Linked DNA regions of Homo sapiens: region 2 is linked to region 1. A link is a loop called in an ENCODE intact Hi-C map of the cell type or tissue named here. Cell type or tissue: A673. All regions are shown on one strand.

Region 1 (8,000 bases):
CCTGCAACACTGTCAACACCGTGTGGGGCTGCAGACTGTGTAGCTCACCAAGGGTGGCACAAATACACACACACACAGGCATGCACACACGTGCATGTATACACACACATGCACACATACACACATGAGCACACATACACTCATGAGCACACACATACACGCATGCACACTGCCTTGGCTTGCTGGGGACCTGCTCACTTCCTCTGCCTTCCAGGGCACACATGTGGCAAATGTGACGCTGGGAGGATTCCATCAGGCCACCTGGTAAGCCGTGCCTCCAGGCTGGGGTCTGCACTCTGTCTCCACACCTGGCAGGCTGTGGGTCGGGCTCTGCTCTGTGCTCAGGAGGTTCCTTACACAGAAACTAAGTCTTGTGGCTGCCCAGGCCACAAATTACAGCCCCTTCCAGGGATGCCTGTTTCTGGAGGACCCAGGGGCTCATGGCTGCTGTTGTTGGCGCTGTGTCGGCACTCAGCTCCCCTGGCACCACAACTGCCCAGGGATGCCACCTCTTCCACGCCCTGGCCCCTTCTCCCTGCCCGGCTGCACTCAGGATAAGCCCCAGCTCCTCTCTATGAGCTGAGACGCTGCATGACCTGGGTCCCCCAGCCCTCCTGCCTCGCCTCATCCCTTCTCCCCATTCCAGCCATGCTAGCCCCGCAGCTGCTGCTCCACATGCAAACCTCATTTCCAAGTGGGGCCTTCCGCCTGAAGTGCCTCTGCTCAGATCTGCCAGCTCCTTCTCATCCTTCAGAACTCAGTTCAGAAGTCACCTCCTCCAAGAGGCCTTCCCAGACCACCCCACCTAAAGGAGGCCCACACCCCACAAAGACCCTGCTTGCTCTCACAGCCTTTCCCACTCGTGGAAATGGTCATGCTTGACGTTATTTTGCTTATGTGCATCTTGTTGCTCAATGCCTGTCTCCCTGAGGGGTGACACCTGGGCCATCTTGCTTCCTGATGGACCCCTGGTGCCTAGATTACACCTGGGATATGCAGGTGCTCAGTCATGGCTTTTTTGAGACCGAGTCTCACTCTCGCTCAGGCTGGAATGCACTGGCTCAATCTCGGCTCTCTGCAACCTCTGCCTCCCAGGTTCAAGCGATTCTCCTGCCTCAGCCTCCCAAGTAGCTGAGATTGTAGGTGCCTGCCACCATGCCTGGCTAATTTTTGTATTTTTAGTAGAGATGGGGTTTCACCATGTTGGCCAGGCTGGTCTCAAACTCCTGACCTCGAGTGATCTACCCACCTCGGCCTCCCAAAGGGCTTGGATTACAGGCATGAGCCACCGCGCCTGGCCAGGGATGATTTCTTGAGTGACTGGGCCACCCCTGCCTGCAGCCCCTCACACACTCACCCTGCAGGCTGAGGTTCCTGGTGGGCTTGGGGAAAGGCCCAGAAAGGCTCCCGGTGAGGGCCACCTCCTGGCCATCCCACAGCACCACCTGGCGCAGGACACGGGTCCCATGAGCTCGCTCGTATGCGGTCTGCAGGAACAGCTCCCTGGGAAGAGCGCTGAGCTGGAAGAGAATGACGGCGTCATGGGGGAACCCGACCCATGCTTCTGCCTGGGATGGGAAAGAAGAGAAGCTTGCAGAGGAGGAAAAAGGGAATATTTGTGGATCATTTACAGTTTCCTGAATGGTGACATATGTCAGGGGATCAAAAACCCAAATGCTTCCTAAGGATGAGCAGATAATTTAAAGGAGAGGAGTAGGTGAGGGGAGTATGGCCAACAGGAGACAGCACAGAACAGCCACTTCTCAATTCCATGGCCAAGCTGTGTGGCTCTGGGCATTTTTCAACCTCTCTGAGCCTCAGTTTCCTAGAAAATGGAGGCCAGAAAGTGTCAACCTTTGCAAGATGATACAAGTGGTGCACTCAGCCCAGGGCTACACGGTGGAGAGGAGCTTGTAGGAGGCACGCAGTTGGTATTGCGGTTTCTCAATCATGTAGCGAGCAGGTATCATGCTCCCAAGCCAGTGCTGAGTGCCTGGGTACAAAGCTAGCCAAGACCTGGTCCTGGCCCTTAAGGGGCTCCCAGGGAGATAGTCGAGATAGTCACAGGACAGAAAATGATGGGATAAGGTGACAAGGATGGTCACAAGAGACATTCAAGGGAGAAAGGAACGCAGAGAAGCAAGCTTGGGGAGGAGGCAGGGAAGAGCATTCTAGGCAGATGGAAGAGCCTGTGCAAAGGTTCGGAGAGGGACGCCGTCCCTGCTGGTGGGTGCCACAGTCCGAGGGTGACTTGAGGGCACTGCAGGGGGACTGCTGGGGTGGGGAAGGAAGTTTGCTCTTAAACGTCTCTAAAACCTATCACTACTGCCCCCAGCTTGGTCCACGCATTATTATTGCCCTGCCCCTGCCCATTATGGGGCTTCCTCACTGCTCACTTCTGCCACCTGTAGGTCCCTCCCCACACAGCAGCCAGAGGGATCTGAAATCATCATTTATTTGATCATGGCTTCAAAGGCTTCTAGTAGCAGATAGAACACAATGCAAACGCCTCCCTGTGGCCTGACTGACCCTGTGTGATCAGACCACCTCCTACCATTCCCCACCCACCCAGCTCCAGCCCAGTGGCTCCTTGGCCATTCCTAAAACATGCAAACCCATCCCTGCCCCAGGCCCTTTGCATGTCTTGTTCCCTCTGCCTGGAATACTCTTTTTAAAAAATGTATTTTAGATTGAGGGGGTCAGTGTGCATGTTTGTTACATAGGTATATTGTGTAATGGTGGGGACTGGGCTTCCAGCGTCCCTGTCACCCAAATATCGAACATCATACCAGGCAGGTAATTTTCCAACCCTTGGCTCCCTCTCACCCTCCTCCCTTTTGGAGCCCTCAGTGTTTACTGTTTCCATCTTTATGTCCATGTGTATTCAATGTTTAGCTCCTGCTTACAAGTGAGAACATGTGATACTGGGTTTTCTGTTTCTGAGCTAGTTCACTTAGGATAATTGCATCCCTGCTGCTGCAAAGGACAGAATTTCATTCTTTTTTCCGGCTGTGTAATATTCCATGGTGTATATATACCACAGTCTCTTTACCTGCCTCGAATGCCCCTCCCCCAGAGATTTCTTTTTTCTTTTCTTCCTTTTGAGATGGAGTTTCACTCTTGTCACCCAGGCCGCAGTGCAACGGCGCAATCTCGGCTCACTGCAACCTCCACATCCTGGGTTCAAGCAATTCTCCTGCCTCAGCCTCCAAAGTAGCTGGGATTATAGGCATGTGCCACCACGCCTGGCTAATTCCATATTTTTAGTAGAGACGGGGTTTCCCCATGTTGGCCGTGCTGGTCTCGAACTCCTCACCTCAGGTCATCCACCCGCCTCGGCCTCCCAAAGTGCTGGGATTACAGGCGCGAGCCACCGTGCCCGGCCTTCCCCCGGATTTTCAAATGGCTGGTGCTTATCATCCACCGCTAGCTCATGTGTCGTCTCTTCAGTGGGGCCTTTCCTGGCCACCTAATCTAAATAAGCTCCTTGGTCACTCTCAGTCACTTCAGTACGTTTTCTCCGTATCATAGTACTATCTGGCATATTTCGTTTGTGTGATTTCGGGGAGTCAATCTCCCCCGCTAGAGTGGACACTTGATGAGAGGAAGGATTGATCAGATCTGTTTTAGGTCACGCCCCAGCTTCTGAAATAGTGCCTGGCACCTAGTAGATGCTCCATAAATCATGCAATAAATCCAGCTCAATAAATCCAGCACATTGTGTCCATTTCACAGCCTTGTCTGTCCTTCCGCCCAGGAACCGGGACACTAGGACAATTTTTCTTTTCTCAAAGGGCTGTCCCAGAGGCCCCCCACCCCAGCGTGCTCCGGCCCTGGGCTGACCTCCACACACCTGCAGAAAGGTCTGTTCCAGTTTGATGAAATTGTTGAGACCGGCCTTAGCAGCTACCTGCCGGGTGCTGATGTGAAAATGACGCTCCTCCACGCCCAAGGCGAACATGCTCTGAACCTCACCCTTGGAGTAGTGTAGCTGGGTCAGAAAAAAAAAAAACCACCACAAAACACGATAAAGCTCCTCATCAGGGCTCTGATGGAACATTCCAGGAGATGCTGGCTGTAGGCCGAGGGCTCTGCCTCCCAAAGTCCCAGGCCCAAGAGACCCACAACTCCCTGGGCTGGATGAAGTTTGATGATGCGAGGGTTTGGAGCCTCAGGTTAGGCCATCAAGCGTGGCCATGGCAACTATCTCCTTCATGCCCTCCCTGCTATAACATTGACTTGAAAATATCTACCAGCCTGGCACCAGCAGCCAAGAATTCTAGTTGTAGTACTGTTGCAGACAGCAGGGGGCAGTCTAGCAGAAAGAATTATGCCTGGGTGCGTGTCAGCATCAAACACAACAGAACTCCAAGTGTGGATCTACCACTGAGAGGTGAGTGATCTCCAGCTAGTTCCTTAACCACCCAAGCCTTCTAATCCAAAAACAGGGATAAGGACACCTATTTTATTACGGGTTGCTGCGAAAATTGTATGAAATAATGTGCTAACTTCCAGGTTGGCTGAAAAGCAGAATCACTGCGGGGGAACTTATTAAAAATACAGATTCTGGGCTCCCACTTAAAACCTACAAAAATGGAGTCTCTGGGAAGATGTTCCAGAGCTGTTTTTTTTTTTTTTTTTTTTTTTTTTTGAGAAGGAGTCTTGCTCTGTTGCCCAGGCTGCTGAAGTGCAGTGGCACGATCTCGGCTCACTGCAACCTCTGCCTCCTGGGTTCAAGTGATTCTTCTGCCTCAGCCTCCTGAGTAACCAAGATTACAGGCATGTACCACCACACCCAACTAATTTTTGTATTTTTAGTAGAGATGGGGTTTCGCCATGTTGGCCAGGCCAGTCTCGAACTCCTGACCTCAGGTGACCTGCCCACCTCGGCCTCCCAAAGTGCTGGATTACGGGTGTGAGCTACCGCACCCAGCCAAGAGCTGGTATTTTTAACGCGCTCACTAGAGGCGTCATTTCGTTAGTGATACCCCTTGTCAAAAATGTTCAGCCTGAATCTTATCTTCAAGAAACAATCGGACAAATCCACATTAGGAGGATGTTTTGCAAAATAACTTCCTGGACACTTCAAAATTGTCAGTGCAGGATTTTTTTTTTTTTTTTTTTTTAGACAGAGACAGGGTCTGTCTGCTCTGTCATCCAGGCTAGAGTGTGCAGTGGTGTGAACACAGCTTACTGCAGCCTCAACCTCCTGGGCTCAAGCAATTCTTCCATACCTCAGCCTCCCTGGTAGCTGAGATACAGGTACACACCACCATGCCTGGCTGATTTTTAAATTTTCTGTAGCAATGGGGTCTCCCTAGGTTGCAGGCTGTTTTGAACTCCTGAACTCTAACAATTCTCCTTCCTTGGCCTCCCAAAGTGTTGTGATTATGAGTGTGAACCACTGCATCCAGTTGGGACTTTTCTGAAGGTGGTTAATGACAATAAAATGTTTAGGGGGAATTATATCTGCAACTTACTTTGAAATGTATCCAAAAATAAGATGGATGGATAGAGAGCTATGTGATTATGTGAAATAAAATGTAAACAGGAAAATCTAGTATGTGGGTATGCACTGTAAAATTACTTCAATTTTTTAGTGTCTAAAAAATTGTATAATAAAATGTTGGGGGGCCAGATGCAGTGACTCATGCCTGTAATCCCAGCACTTTGGGAGGCTGAGGTGGGCAGATCATTTGAGGTCAGGAGTTCAAGACCAGCCCGGCCAACGTGGCGAAACCCCATCTCTACCAAAAATACAAAAATTAGCCAGGCATGGTAGTGCATGCCTGTAATCCCAGCTACTCAGGAGGCTGAGGCAGGAGAATTGCATAAGCCCAGGTGGCGGAGGTTGCGGTGAGTCGAGATCACGCCTCTGCACTCCAGCGTGGGTGACAGAGTGAAACTTCATCTCAAAAAAAGAAAAAATAAATAAAAAAATAAAAAAATAAAACATTGGGTAAGGAAGGGTAGGGTGTAGAAGGAAAATATTCTAGATCAGGAGTTGGCTTTTGGGTCAAATTTGGCCCACAACCTGATTTTATAAAAAGTTTTATTGTAACAGCCATGTCTATTCACTTACATATCGTCTATAGCTGCTTTTGTGTTACAGTGACAATTCTGAGTAGTTGTAACAGGGACCATAAGGCCTGCAACCCCCACAACATTTTACTTTACAATAAAAGTTTGTAGACCTCTGTTCTAGATTAAGAAAATTAAAAAGACATGGCAACTACGAATGCTGCGTGATCTTGGCCTGCATCCCGGATTTAAAACAAAACAAAACAGTTTTTTGAAAGAACATTAGTGGGAAAGCTGGGAAATTGTATATGGGCTGTACATTAAATGAAGGTATTAATTCAACGTTCAGTTTCTGGAATGTTGTAATTACCGTGTTAAATCAGAAAATATCCTTGTTACAGGAAATAGTTGAAGTATTTCAGAGTAAAAAGTTGATGTCTTCAGAAACGTCTCTATATTAATTCTTAATGATACAGAAAAAATGTGTGATGATACAAATTTATGTAACAGATAAGAAAGATGGAAAGATATTAACAATTGGTCAATGTTCACTGTCCTACAGTAGCTTTTATATAGGTTGAAATAACTCAAAATAAAACTTGGGAAAAAACTAAGAAGCTCCCGGAATGGAGCCAGGTGTGGTGGTACCACCTGTAGTCCCAGCTACTCCAGAGGCTGAGGCAGGAGGATCACTTGCACCCAGGAGTTTGAGGCTGCAGTGAGCTATGATCACGTCACCACACTCCAACCTGGGTGACAGAGCAAGACCCTGTCTCAAAAAGACATTCTAAAAACAAAAAATAAGGCTGGGCGCAGTGGCTCACGCCTGTAATCCCAACACTTTGGGAGGCCGAGGTGGGTGGATCATTTAAGGTCAGGAGTTTGCGACCAGCCTGGATATCACGGTGAAACCCTGTCTCTACCAAAAATACAAAAATTAGCCAGGCGTGGTGGCGCACGCCTGTCATTCCAGCTACTCAGGAGGCTGGGGCAGGAGAATCGCTTGAACCGGGGAGGCGGAGGTTGCAGTGAGCCGAAATTGTGCCACTGCACTCCAGCCTGGGTGACAAAGAGAGACTGTGTCTCAAAAAAAATTTAAAAATTAAATAAATAAATAAAGAAGTTCCCTGAATGACTGTGCAGTTGGAGCGAAGTTTGAGGAACTCCAAAATCACGTGTAAATGCGGCAGGGGACCCAGCACATAGCGCATGCTCTGTAGACAAAGGTGGCCTGGGCCAGGGCTGGGAGGGTGCCTACCAAAACATGGTGGCTGGTAGGAAAATGAAGTGACTAGTTACAGATGTAACCATTCATGCATGCACTCACCTATTCATGCCCTATTTTTTTTACTAAACAACTACTGTGTGCTGGGCCCTGTGCCAGGCACTAGGCATGCCCTCCAGGAGCTCCGGATCTGGGCACAGACAATGACAGCTCAGAGGGACAGAGGAACCTGGCCTAAGACTACTGGGCCCTCCTGTGCACTCCTACGACCCCTCAAGTCCTGCATGCAGGGCAGAGATGGGGGTGACGCTGGCTCAGCTCCAAAGGGCTGTGTCATCTGCTCCAGCTTCTACAAGTGTGCCAGGCTGGGTGAGGCAATGCCAGGCGCCAGGCACTGGGTGAGGAGGCCTCCCCCATCTCCCAAAGGGCTTGTGAGCCTGACTGGGGGCCACGGGGGCTGGCCCAGGAATGTAAACCTGGGTATGTTTGGGAAAGCTGGAGCCAGGGGTTTCCGAGGGTTGCCCACCGGAGCCTGCTGCAGGCTGGTGAACAGATGTGCATGTATTAACACTCCCCAGAGGGGCCTGGCCCCCTCCTGCCTCGGGCTGGGCATCTGGAACCAGTTAGGAGCCAGGCAGCTGGGGCACAGTTACCTTAGCTGAGGCTGAGGCTGAGCTGGGGCAGAGACCCAGGAGGAAGGGGAGGCGATGCCGGCCTGAGAACAGCAGCTCTTTGCTAGAAGGAAGGAAAGAGA
Region 2 (8,000 bases), 660 kb after region 1:
CGCTTAGCTGGGCCTCCTGAACCATCAGACATCCGGGTCTCCTTTTTCGTGCATGTTGGGCTTTGGTCTTAGAGAACCCAGAGCTCTTCCTGCTCTTCTGGGCTTTCTGTAGCAAGTGTGTCCAGGGAACGTAGCTCCCCATCAGCCTCTAGAGTCCTTGCAGATTTCCTGTGGTCCCACACCCGGCTGTCAGCTCGCAGAGTCAGCTCCATCTTCTCACTGCTGATGGGACCCGAGCTCCAGCTGATGTCGAATGCACTCTCTGGAGATGACGTGTGCCGGCGTCAGCCAGCATTTCCCTTCTCTGCAGTAACGATGCTGTCAGGGGGCTTGTGAGCTGGGACAGCCCAGGGGCTGCGCACAGGGGCAGGACATGGCATAGGGAGAAACATTATTCCAGGACTGTGTCAGGATGTTGGACTCAGAGCCAGGGGAATGGGTAGCCTGATTGGGACGCCAGGTTGCATCAAGTCCCTTCTGTCCTGATGCCCCATTTCCATGGGAGGTGTGGGGCCGACTGGTGCCAAGACTCTGCCTGCCTGCCCAGGTGGCCACCGCCACCATTTCTCCTGAGACTCCATTCCTTTTGCTCTGTTTCTGCCTTTTGTCCCTTCTGAGGGACATCTTCCTTCCTTAGAGATATTCTGACATTCCCTCTCATTCTGGAGCCACTTCGTCTTTTAATGGAGACTTCCCACATGGAGGGCTCCTCACCTTAGGAGACTTTTGTCATCTTTGAACACGCTGGTGCCTTTGCAGTCACTGACAGTGGGGATAGTTAGAGAAGGCAAAGGCACTGGCTGGGAGAGGATGCTTTCTGCAGCTGAGTGTTGGGAGGGAGAAAGGAGCAAAGAAGGGGGAACCCTGAAAGGAGTTCTCTTGAATCTTGGAAGAGATAACTCTGTGGTTTAGGGAGGAGTTTTGGAGTTGCTTTTCTTGGGTGACAGAGCCATTCACAGAAGGGGACAGCACCCCAGGTTGCAAGAGGAGACCCCAGACAAGCAAATGAGGACTGGGGACCATGCGTGGTTCCTCTGGGAGTATGTGGTGTCTATACCTGAGCAAAGCAAATTCACCAGCATTGCTTTCCAGTTGCAAGGAAGGGAGAGCTACCCAGGTTTATTTTGAGTGGGAATAGTAAACGGGTGAAAAATCACCTGTCAGTACAAGGTGATATGACTGCTCATCCCTTCATTGAGGGTCCTGTGTTTAGTATTGGGTTTTAGGAAATGCACAATTTCCAAGGGCTTTCTTAGGTTCCTTTGAAACCTTGGGTCCTCAAACCCTTTGTTTCCCCATCAAGTCTAAAGTTCTATTTCTCCTTGTCCTCACGTTGGATCTTGGAAGTTGTTTGTTGAGGTTGAGGACAGACTGTGGTGGCTCTGCCATAATCTGATGTGATTGGTTTTAGCACTTAGCTCTTAGTGGGCAGTTTTACTGTTTTGGTTGTCAGTGTTGCGGTGGCTGGGCGGACACTGCCCTGGTTGTGCTTCCCAGTCAGCTTATACGGGTTGTGTGCTGTTTGGGGTTCCTGGTTTTCTTTATTCAGTCTTCCCACTGGATCACTGGATGCAGGCCTGTATGCTAAAGTGGGTACAGGCTCAGCTCTGCCATTGGACGGACCAGGGTTCAAACCTTTGCACTTGTTAGTTCTGTGATCTTGAACAAGTTGCTTAAATTTTCGGGATCCATTTCCTCATCCGTAAAATTAGATAATGGTATCTGTCTTGGGGGCCTTAAGGATGAGACGGTCTATGCTGTGTGCACCCCAGAGCGTCAGGCCCACAACAAGTACAAGCCATTCGCGGTTGTGCATCGTGAAGGGGCCCGTGGGCAATCACCTGGGACCGTGTGGACATTGTATCCTCACTGAGCGCTCTCATTGAAGGCTGGGTGGGTCCATGCCTTTGCCCCAGCTGTGGATTTCCACTCTGCATGTTGAGTCCCTGTCTTTGCTTCAGGGAATGTAGTCTGACTCTGCATGAGTTAGATTAGCAAGGATGACAGGGAACTGGGGCGTCTGCTGTAGAAGGCCTCTTAGATGGTATGGAGCCTTTGGACCACGGGGCAGTGGACACGACTTGTGAGCCAAGAGGAGGAGGTCATTTTGGGGGCACTGAGCAGTCTTGGATCCCCCTGGCTCTGTGATGGGATGGAGGGTGGGTGCCGTGCTCTTGTGAGCTTACAGCCTAGTGCGACATAAGATGGGGTTGTGAGGGTCAGGATCTGTTGGTAGGCACAGCGGGGTATCCCAGTAGAGTTTTCTAGAAGGCAGTTAGAGATGTGGGACTGAGATTCAAGACAGGTCTGGGCTAGAGGTGAGGGCTTGAGCACTGTCGTCTTCACGGAGGTGAGAACTGTAGCCAAGACCTTGCCAGATGTGCCGAGGGTGACAGAGGGCCTTGGGGCCATGATTCAGGGCCACCTTCACTCAGGAATCAGAGAAAAGATGGTGGGGAGGAGGGCCGGAGATTAGTGTTGGGAAGGTTGAGAGAGGGGAGCGCCAAGTAGGAGGGGATGGTGGGGTGGGGGCTGAGGGAGGGGTTCCTTGGGCCATTCCAGTTGACCAGGTGGGAGGATGAATGCCCGAGGTAGCCAGGATCTGTTATGGGGTGAGTTGATGCCACCCTCACTGAGCATTCTCATTGAGTTTTACATGCGTTAAGATGTAACATTCGGGAGTCTGAGGCAGGAGGATTGCTTGAGGCCAGGAGTTTGAGACTGGTCTGGGCAACATAGTGAGACCGTGTCTCTAAAATAAATAAATAAATAAATAAATAAATAAATAAATAAATAAATAAATAAATAAGCAGGCCAGTCATGAGGGTGCATGCCTGCAGTCCTAGCTACTCAGGAGGCTGAGGTGGGAGGCTCTCTTGAGTCCAGGAGTTTGAGGCTGCAGTGAGCTATAATCGTGCCACTGCTCTCCAGCCTGGGTGACAGGAAAACCCTGCCTCTAAAAAAAGCGGGAGGGGAAGTGGACTTGAACTTCTTGAGAATTTGGAGTCAGTAAATAACTTGATGGAGACAGCAAGGTAGAAGAAAAGGTTAAAACAATTTTTTTTTTCCTGGTAAGTTTCCCTGAAGTTCAGCCCCTACAGAGCTGGGGGTTCTTGGGGCACCTTGAGTAAGCCAAGCAAAGATGGAGGGAATGGCATGGAGGATGGATGAGGAAGGCACCGAGGCGTGCTCTCTCCAGCACCATGTTCCTTGTCCCCGATGCACGGCTGGTTCCATAGTGGTCATTCACTAATAAGTTTCTTTTTCTTTTTCTCTTTTTGAGACGGAGTCTCACTCTGTCTCCCAGGCTGGAGTGCAGTGACGTAATCTCAGCTCACTGCAACCTCCACCTTCTGGGTTCAAGCAATTCTTCCACCTCAGTTTTCCAAGTAGCTGGGATTACAGGCGTGCACTACCTCGCACAGCTAATTTTTGTATTTTTAGTAGAGACGGGGTTTTGCCATGTTAGCCAGGCTGGTCTCGAACTCCTGACCTCAAGTAATCCACCTGCCTTGGCTTCCCAAAGTGGTGGGATTACAGGCGTGAGCCACCGCGCCTGGCCCAAGAAGTTTCTTGAGTGAGCAAGGTTTCTCCTGGGTGATACTGGCCTTAATGTCACCATGCAGCCCAAGGCTTATGGATTTGCATGTTTTCCTGGAAGGAGACTTGAGCATTTATGAAAATTGTTCAGGTCCCTAGCCCGTTAGTTCCAGAGACTACTTATGGCCCCAGCTCTTGTGAATGCCTTTCCTAAATGCACTTAATGCAGGGAAAATTGGCCTTTTTAGAAAGCCGCAGACATTGTCAGGAATTAGACCATGCTGCCCTCTACTGTCTGATTCAAGGCACTACAAGCAGGAGCAGTTTTGTCTTAACAGCAAGCTGATTCATTATACCCGGTTTCTGGCCCTGGTTCTGAATATGGACTTCATGCATAATTCCAGGTGGCTCAAGGTCGAAAATGTCACAGGCCAGGCACAGTTGCTCACATCTGTAATCCCAGCACTTTGGGAGGCCAGGGCGGAAGGATTGCTTGAGCCCAGGAGTTTGAGACCAGCCTGGGCAACATAGTGGGACCCCCATCTCTACAAAAAAAAATAAAAAATAAATTAGCTCGGCATGGTGGCACACACCTGTAGTCCCTCCCAGGTACTTGAGAGGCTGAGGTGGGAGGACCACTGGAGCCTGGGAGGTTGAAGCTGCAGTGAGCCGTGATCACACACCACCACTGCACTCCATCTCAGCCTGGGTGACACAGTGAGACCCTGTCTCAAAAAAAAAAAAAAAAAAAAAGTCACAGGTTAAGGGGAAGTATAGGGCTTTTAAAAAAAAATTTTTAATGGAGCTTCGCTCTTGTTGCCCAGGCTGGAGTGCAATGGCACGATCTCGGCTCACTGCAACCTCTACCTCCAGGGTTCAAGCGATTCTCCTGCCTCAGCCTCCCGAGTAGTTGGGATTACAGTCGTGCACCAACACGCCCAGCTAATTTTTGTATTTTTAGTAGAGATGGGGTTTCACCATGTTGGCCAGGCCGGTCTCGAACTCCTGACCTCAGGTGATCCACCTCCCAAAGTGCTGGGATTACAGGAGTGAGCCGCCATGCCCGGCCAAGTATAGGGCTTTCTGCTTCTACAGTGACTGATGCCAAGTCTGAGATTATCTCTGAACAACAGGAAACAGCTGATTAAAATCCAGCTTGCAGGAGAGATGGAGAAAAATTTCTTAGTCAAGTGATGTAGCAGATGAGCCAATGTCTGCATTGTGTCTTTGTCTTATGGAGAACATGTAGTGAGAAAAGTGACCTCTTTCTGTGATTGCTCTCTCTGCACAGATGCCCCCCTCGGAAGCCTGGAGAACGGGACAGGACCAGAGGACCACGTTCTCCCAGATCCTGGACTTCGGTACAGGTTAATATTGAGAAACCCAGTTGCCTGTGGCATTAAAACATCCTATTCACAGCTGTGCATTTTATTCTTTTTTAAAGATAGGAGTGCACCTGCTAGGATTAAAGGGCAAGGGTTTACTTCACATTTATGTTCAGATTTAGTCTTTTTTTTTGAGATGGAGCCCGGTTCTGTTGCCCAGGCTAGAGTGCAGTGGCGCAGTCTCGGCTCACTGCAAACTCCGCCTCCCGAGATCAAGCGATTCTCTTGCCTGAGCCTCCCAAGTAGTTGGAATTACAGGCACACACCACCATGCCTAGCTGATTTTTTTGTATTTTTAGTGGAGATAGGGTTTCACCACGTTGGCCAGGCTGGTCTCCAACTCCTGACCTCAGGTGATCTGCCCACCTCGGCCTCCCAAAGTGCTGGGATTACTGATGTGAGCAGATTTAGTCTTTACATCACAGAAGATGCAGTTGCCAAGGGTCTTAGATCATTACTGCCTCAGAGAGACTGTATAAGAGATGGTAGATGACGAATGTCAACACCTTTTGGGGCATATCTGGGTGCCTCCTCTATTGTTATTTTCTTTTTTTCTTTTTGAGACAGTCTCGCTGTGTTGCCCAGGCTGGAGTGCGGTGGCGCAATCTCGGCTCACCGCAAGCTCTGCCTGCTGTGTTCACGCCATTCTCCTGCCTCAGCCTCCTGAGTAGCTGGGACTACAGGCGCCCGCCACTGCGCCCGGCTAACTTTTTGTATTTTCAGTAGAGATGGGGTTTCACCGTGGTCTCGATCTCCTGACCTCGTGATCCGCCCGCCTCGGCCTCCCAAAGTGCTGGGATTACAGGCCACCGTGCCCGGCCTGTTATTTTCTTAATTTAAATATTTGTTGATATTTGATAACAAGATTTGACCATCCTAGTGTTGTATATTTAAGCCATTTAGATATTACATAGTATTTGTGAAGGGCTTAGTATGCTGTCTGGCATGTATTAAGCACTATATAGGTTTTCTTTTTGTTTTTTCAAATAAAGTATCTCAAGGGGAAATTGAGTTCTCCCAAGTTGTTGGATGCTTTTTTTTTATTATTTAAGTTTTAGGGTACATGTGCACAATGTTCAGGTTAGTTACATATGTATACATGTGCCATGCTGGTGTGCTGCACCCATTAACTCGTCATTTAGCATTAGCTATATCTCCTAATGCTATCCCTCCCCCCTCCCCCCACCCCACAACAGTCCCCAGAGTGTGATGTTCCCCTTCCTGTGTCCATGTGTTCTCATTGTTCAATTCCTATCTATGAGTGAGAACATGTGGTGTTTGGTTTTTTGTCCTTGCGATAGTTTACCGAGAATGATGATTTCCAGTTTCATCCATGTCCCTACAAAGGACATGAACTCATCATTTTTTATGGCTGCATAGTATTCCATGGTGTATATGTGCCACATTTTCTTAATCCAGTCTATCTTTGTTGGACATTCGGGTTGGTTCCAAGTCTTTGCTATTGTGAATAGTGCCACAATAAACATATGTGTGCATGTGTCTTTATAGCAGCATGATTTATAGTCCTTTGGGTATATACCCAGTAATGGGATGGCTGGGTCAAATGGTATTTCTAGTTCTAGATCCCTGAGGAATCGCCACACTGACTTCCACAATGGTTGAATTAGTTTACAGTCCCACCAACAGTGTAAAAGTGTTCCTATTTCTCCACATCCAGCACCTTTTGTTTCCTGACTTTTTAATGATTGCCATTCTAACTGGTGTGAGATGGTATCTCATTGTGGTTTTGATTTGCATTTCTCTGATGGCCAGCGATGATGAGCATTTTTTCATGTGTCTTTTGGCTGCATAAATGTCTTCTTTTGAGAAGTGTCTGTTCATATCCTTTGCCCACTTTTTGATGGGGTTGTTTTTTTCTTGTAAATTTGTTTGAGTTCATTGTAGATTCTGGATATTAGCCCTTTGTCAGATGAGTAGGTTGCGAAAATTTTCTCCCATTCTGTAGGTTGCCTGTTCACTCTGATGGTAGTTTCTTTTGCTGTGCAGAAGCTCTTTAGTTTAATTAGATCCCATTTGTCAATTTTGGCTTTTGTTGCCATTGCTTTTGGTGTTTTAGACATGAAGTCCTTGCCCATGCCTATGTTCTGAATGGTAATGCCTAGGTTTTCTTATAGGGTTTTTATGGTTTTAGGTCTAACATGTAAGTCTTTAATCCATCTTGAATTAATTTTTGTATAAGGTGTAAGGAAGGGATCCAGTTTCAGCTTTCTACATATGGCTAGCCAGTTTTCCCAGCACCATTTATTAAATAGGGAATCCTTTCCCCAATGCTTGTTTTTCTCAGGTTTGTCAAAGATCAGATAGTTGTAGGTATGCGGCATTATTTCTGAGGGCTCTGTTCTGTTCCATTGATCTATATTTCTGTTTTGGTACCAGTACCATGCTGTTTTGGTTACTGTAGCCTTGTAGTATAGTTTGAAGTCCGGTAGCGTGATGCCTCCAGCTTTGTTCTTTTTGGCTTAGGATTGACTTGGCAATGCGGCCTCTTTTTTGGTTCCATATGAACTTTAAAGTAGTTTTTTTCCAATTTGTGAAGAAAGTCATTGGTAGCTTGATGGGGATGGCATTGAATCTATAAATTACCTTGGGCAGTATGGCCATTTTCACGATATTGATTCTTCCTACCCATGAGCATGGAATGTTCTTCCATTCGTTTGTATACTCTTTTATTTCATTGAGCAGTGGTTTGTAGTTCTCCTTGAAGAGGTCCTTCACGTCCCTTGTAAGTTGGATTCGTAAGTATTTTATTCTCTTTGAAGCAATTGTGAATGGGAGTTCACTCATGATTTGGCTGTTTGTCTGTGATTGTTGTGTAAGAATGCTTGTGATTTTTGTACATTGATTTTGTATCCTGAGACTTTGCTGAAGTTGCTTATCAGCTTAATGAGATTTTGGGCTGAGACAATGGGGTTTTCTAGATATACAGTCACATCGTCTGCAAACAGGGACAATTTGACTTCCTCTTTTCCTAACTGAATACCCTTTATTTCCTTCTCCTGCCTAATTGCCCTGGCCAAAACTTTCAACACTATGTTGAATAGGAGTTGTGAGAGA

What was found. A loop is a pair of places that touch in the nucleus more often than their neighbours do. Peaks named below come from ENCODE experiments on the same cell type or tissue, not always from the same donor. Only the 100,000 strongest peaks of a DNase experiment are listed, where the experiment ranks them.
Region 2: a loop joins it to region 1, with 11 times the contacts of the local background. A loop is called at or near these places in 58 of 110 quality-filtered maps.

Annotation. Positions count from the first base shown.
Region 1 is chr16:11,403,347-11,411,346 of GRCh38, forward strand. LOC400499 (putative uncharacterized protein LOC400499) reads right to left here. Exons shown (of 67, transcript NM_001370704.1): 46 at 7,900-7,981; 47 at 3,854-3,991; 48 at 1,358-1,520. Among named protein-coding and RNA genes, the nearest start is that of RMI2, 62 kb to the left of the region's middle. In A673, CTCF peaks have their summits at 2,407 (motif pointing left) and 4,289 (motif pointing right); a DNase peak (open chromatin) is centred at 4,335; H3K27ac peaks cover 1,136 bases.
Region 2 is chr16:12,064,226-12,072,225 of GRCh38, forward strand. It overlaps SNX29 (sorting nexin 29), which reads left to right. Exons shown (of 21, transcript NM_032167.5): 10 at 4,832-4,907. Among named protein-coding and RNA genes, the nearest start is that of SNX29, 91 kb to the left of the region's middle. RefSeq lists a silencer at 3,647-3,941 and an enhancer at 3,836-3,935. In A673, a CTCF peak has its summit at 3,839 (motif pointing left); DNase peaks (open chromatin) are centred at 3,806 and 4,686.